Linked DNA regions of Mus musculus: region 2 is linked to region 1. Evidence: chromatin contacts called from ENCODE Hi-C data. All regions are on one chromosome and are shown on one strand. The core of a region is the stretch at or near the end of the contact, and the rest is flanking DNA. Distances in the headings are between cores, read along the strand shown.

Evidence for each region. Hi-C counts contacts between places; a loop is a spot of excess contacts on that map.
Region 2: a loop to region 1 is called in a map of heart, with 14 times the contacts of the local background. The contact joins the promoter of Wdr75 here to the promoter of Mrps9 in region 1. A Hi-C loop is called at or near these places in 2 of 37 maps with a recorded cell type or tissue (heart and regulatory T cell).

What each region holds. Positions count from the first base shown.
Region 1 is chr1:42,849,954-42,852,653 of GRCm38, reverse strand. Mrps9 (mitochondrial ribosomal protein S9) reads right to left here and starts at 1,421. Exons shown (of 11, transcript NM_023514.4): 1 at 1,228-1,421. The coding sequence starts at 1,362.
Region 2 is chr1:45,793,837-45,796,536 of GRCm38, reverse strand. Wdr75 (WD repeat domain 75) reads right to left here and starts at 1,371. Exons shown (of 21, transcript NM_028599.3): 1 at 933-1,371. The coding sequence starts at 1,015.

The DNA of each region.
Region 1 (2,700 bases), core at 172-2,671:
CCCCCTGTAAATTAAAAAGGTAAAAGGGATGTGACCCAGCGAGGCTCATTTTGTAAAATGTGTTTGTTTACACATAATTATAAGAATAAAGAGAAAGAAGAAGGGTACACTAGGTTCAGAATATAGGAGAGTGAGAGCCACCTGCCCATATAATCATTACCAATAAACATATTTTGTATGCTACAGTTCCTCTCATATGCAATTATGTGTCTCAAAGAGATGTATAGAAGAAATAAAAATGTCCAACACATTTTCCAATTTTCAAAACCAAGAAACCCAGATGTTTAACAGATCAATGGACAAATTGGTTTATGTTACAACATCAAATAACAGAAAAAGGTGGCCAGTCATTTTGTAAAACAGTTCTAAGATCCAGCGTTTAACTTCTCGGCAATATCTGGTGGTAGTACTGCTTTTCCAACATTTCGTACTCTTTCTACTCAAACTGTTCTGTTTTCCAACCCCCACTTGTTTGACCGCGTGTTCTCAATCTCTTGAGACCTCTCTTTCGGCCTGTTCATCTGCCTACTCTTGCAGGACACCATCTGCGCGCTATTCCCTGGGTTTCCATTAGAACCTGCAAGGTAACAGGACTTCAAAGTTAGGTCTCCTCCTGTGTCACGGGCACACCCACCGAAAGGACTACTGGAAATCTCCGGTAGAATATGCCACAGACACTTTAAGTGCAATTACAGCCGAAGCTCGTTTTCTCCCACTTTTAATGAGCCACATTAAACGGGCGACAAGCAAAGACTCAAGCTAGAAATCCCAGCTTCACACCGACCCCGGAATTGAGCGAAGCGGTCAAATTCTGCTCTCCTAATGTCACACACACACACACACACACACACACACACACACACACACACACAAGTTTCGGGAAAATTACAAAAACTGAAATTCCGCAAACGCAGAGCACTTGTAAAAAGTCTCAGTTCGCTCCACAGACTGACTCTGCCCAGGACATCTTCCGGGTCGCGCAGAGTTCGGCTCCCCTTCTCCCCGGGACGAATCACAAGACCCAGGCAGCCACCCAACTCCATCTGCCGAACCCTTTGCTCCTCAAAGCCCAGGGAGAGGCTGCAGAGGATCCGTCCGCGGCCGATTCCCCGATCCCCAAGCGTGACCTCCGACCTCTACCTTGAGGGCTCTGGCAGCCCTGGAAGGTGGGCCGGCTTCACGTCACCCTACCACACGGACCGCCAGCTCCAGCTCCCAGGACCTTACCTGGAACCTGGTCCCTGTCTGCCAGCCAACCGCCGAGGCTGTCCAGTACCCGGGCCTCTGGCAGAGGCTAGCTCTAACAGCGGGAGTGAACCAAAGGGAAAGCACTCGGCCGCAGGACACACAGGGGGCGGCCATGTTGGCCGTAAGAAACATCCTGGCGGGAGGGGAAAGGGGTGGAGCCTGGAGACTGCGCAGGCGCAGACCTCCCAGGCGGAAGCGCTTCCTTAGCAATTGCAACTAGGGGCGGAGTTCTGTAGTCCAGCCCCTCGCCGCTGATTGGGTGCGCGGCAGCAGGTTGCCTTGCACATGGCTTTCGGCTTACTAGCAGCTGTAGTCCTAGCTGAGTTCCTGGTACCCACGCTCAGACAAGCCTTCCACAGTCTTATTCTCACTCCAACAATCCAAGCTGGCTTTCCTGTCCGCTTGCCTTCCCGCAAGGGCCTTCTGCTCCCCCTTGAACTTGCCCGTTTTAAAGATCTGTTTCAAGACATTCTTCTTCCAGCAACTAACCATTCTGGCTTCCAACACATTGTGTTGACTCTTAGCTGTCTGACCCACAGGCTGAGGAAAAGCACCTCCCTGCTCAACTTCATGGCTCTCCCTGATTGCCTCTGAGCCTTAAAGCCATTAAGAGTGGCTGCAGACACAGGAACTGTCTTTGCCTTCTGAAACTTGAACTTCCTAACCCTAAGTCTAGGGTTATCTCTACCAGATACAAGTGGTTGAATAAATCACTCTTAAAGGGTTTTCCAATGTTGAAAATTATCATTGAATAATTTGATAATGTTGAAATTATCATTAGAAGTTTAAAACATACTCAGAAAACGAGATCAAGGTGACCGAGTAAGAGGCTGAGAAGTTAAAAACACTCTATGTTCTTTCAGAGGACCTGGGTTTGGTCCCCAGAACTCTTGTGGAAAATCACATCTATCTATCTATCTATCTATCTATCTATCTATCTATCTATCTATCTATCACATCTATCACATCTATCACATCTATCTATCTATCTATCTATCACATCTATCTATCTATCTATCTATCTACCTATCTATCTATAATTACAGCTCTAAACAATCTGACACCTTCTCTGAATTTCAAGGGGATCAACCATGTCTGTGATGTACAGACACATATACATACAAGCAAAATATTTATACATGTAAATTAGAAATCTGTTTTTTAAGTTATGAAGTAAGTGCTGGCATCGTACAGTTATCACCTCATAAAACAGCTCTAGGGAAATAGAAATTGCATAGCTTCAGAAAAATAGAAGAAAAAAAACCCCTCCAAATAGGATGCTTGTAGTAAAGGGGGGAAATCATTATTTTCCCCTTTGTTTGTTTCCTTTACATTAGTGAAAATCTCTTCATTCAGTGGCAGAAGTCCAGGACTAGTATTTGGAGAAGAAGAATAAGTTAGAGGCGAGGCAGTGCTGGCCAGAAAAGCAGGTAGGCTAACTCCAGATCTTTA
Region 2 (2,700 bases), core at 122-2,621, 2.9 Mb before region 1:
TTTGCAGTTCACAGTTGCAGAGGGTAGAATCCATGACCATCACAGTGGAGCCCATGATGGGTGTGTGTGTGTGTGTGTGTGTGTGTGTGTGAGAGAGAGAGAGAGAGAGAGAGAGAGAGAGAGAGGGAGAGAGAGAGAGAGAGAGAGAGAAAGAGAGAGAGAGCTGGAGCAGTACAGGAGACATCCCTGTGCAGAGAGCTGATAATGGATTAGGCTTTTGAACCTTTCAAGCCTGCCCCATTGGCACACCTCCTCCAAGGAGGGTCTGCTTCCTAATCCTTCAGGAATAATTGCTCCTCTTGGGGATCAAGCATTCAAACAACTGAGCCTAAGTATCTCTACATTCAGAGTGCTCTGAAAAACTAGCCCTACTACACACCTCTTCTAGATGATACAACGTGGCAGCAACAATGCCAGCTGACAAGCAGCGAACTGAAAGCCACTATTGTAAAAGTTGTGTGCATATAGACACTTTCTCCTACAGATCTAACATCTGTTTTTATGTAAAACTCAAAAAAAAAAAAAAGGAAAAAAGGAGCCTGGTAATTATGATGTTTTTCTGCGGGAAAAAGGCTGAATCATTAATGATTTTGAAGTCCAAAACGTTCCACACGTGAACATTAGTCTGCATGGTCAGACCGGTGCACATACGGAGAGAGTGACCATTTTCCAACCGAGCGGCTCCTAGTCCCTTGTAGACACCTGACCTGCCCCTGTAACCGCCAACCTTCCCGCAGGTGGAGTCCTGGGTGCAAGGCACACAGACACAGCAGCAAAGCCGGGCGGCTCCGGGGAGCTCCGGGTCGGTCCATGCGCTGCGCGGCGCCGCGGACTCCAGCCTCGCAGTCCGACCGTGGGCCGCGCCGCGCCGGGCACTCCCCTCCCCGGCCCGCGGTGCCCGGAGCCCTGTTGACCCGCAGCCTACTGCATACTTGGAATCCACGGAGAACACGGCCCTCCTGAAGTTCAGCCGGCTGCCGCCGCAGCGAACCACGCGGACTCCCTCTTCTACCATCTTCACGCAGGCGCAGGAAGCACCGAGCACCGGCCGGATTACGAACTTCCTTCATAGGCCGACTGGCCTGGCCCTACTCTTCCGCCCGCGGCCCGCCTGGGCCTCTCTAGCCTGGAGACTCTATGGTCGGCTCCACGCCTACGCCGCCATCTTTAGTTTGGGCAGGGTCAAATTAAAACCCTTGTAGAAGGAGTAAAGCCCAACAGCCACGCACAAAGTTAAATCATACCAGATGCCGCTACAGCTATTCGATACAGAAGAGAGTTTTCTCTTCGGCCTCTTTTACCGGACTCTAAAGGTTCCGCCAGAAGCGGAAGTGAACATCCTTTCTCCTACTGAAGCCGTTGCCTTTTCTGTCACTGTGATTGAGCGACAGCAAGATGACGCAGTCACCCTACTCCTATCCCACCCCCCTCCGTTGCCTTTTTTTGGGAGGGGGCGGGGTTCAAAGAGCGTCTTCTTGCAATGGTAACTGAAGTGGGGCGCTTTAGCTCTTTATGGCGGTTCTATGAGCATCGCTAAGTTCCTGTAGCATCTACGCCACACTTGCCAATGCAGTTTCGACTCCAGAATAAAAGTACACCTTGGTGTCAGGGCTCCTGCAGTGATGTCCGGTTTGCTCCAGTTGTTCAGTTCCTGTTGTTCAGAAGCCCTGACTTCTGAGGATGTTGATTCTTTTTTTTTTTTTTTTTTAGGTATTTATTTCAGTTACATTTCCAATGCTATCCCAAAAGTCCCCCACACGCTCCCCCACCCACTCCCCCACCCTCCCACTCCCACTTCTTGGCCCTGCCGTTCCCCTGTACTGAGGCAGATAAAGTTTGCGTGTCCAATGGGCCTCTCTTTCCACTGATGGCCGACTAGGCCATCTTCTGATACATATGCAGCTAGAGCTCCGGGAGGTACTGGTTAGTTCATATTGTTGTTCCACCTATAGGGTTGCAGATCCCTTTAGCTCCTTGGTTACTTTCTCTAGCTCCTCCATTGGGGGCCCTGTGATCCATCCAGTAGCTGACTGTGAGCATCCACTTCTGAGGATGTTGATTCTTAACACTTTGTGTTTTGTATTCGAGGTTGCTGCATATCTGTGTTGAACCGTTCGTTTGTCAATATTTTCCATTGTGCTGGCTCTTAACGACCCCTAAGGAAGGGCATCTGATATCTTAACCCTAACAGGAGCAGATTCTTGATACATTTGAAATTCACCATAACTTTATGCTGATTCATAGCAGGAAAAATATAATCCTAAGGGTCAAAACATCTATAGATCTTTAGGCAGGAGAGAGAGAGAGAGAGAGAGAGAGAGAGAGAGAGAGAGAGAGAGAGAGAGAGAGACGATTAGTTTTTGTTGGGTTCATAGTTTGGGGAGACAGAGCTAGACAGGAAGATACTGATTCTGTTTTTATCTCAAATTTAAAGAGTTTCTTTTTCATAATTATGGTATGCTTTTTCATAGTGGAAGAACATAGTGAGCTTAACCCCCCATCCCACCCTAGACTCTTGATGTCTAAGTAATACATCCTTTAAACTTGGAAACTTTGAGATCGGATATATGCTTATTATATTCTGAGACAATGAAGAAAATAAATGATCAAACTAGTTTTTACTTCAGTTGTTTTACTGTTTGGTGAACTTCGTTTAAATTAAGAAAGAATGAGGCTTTCTGATTGGACAAAGGCTAGTTG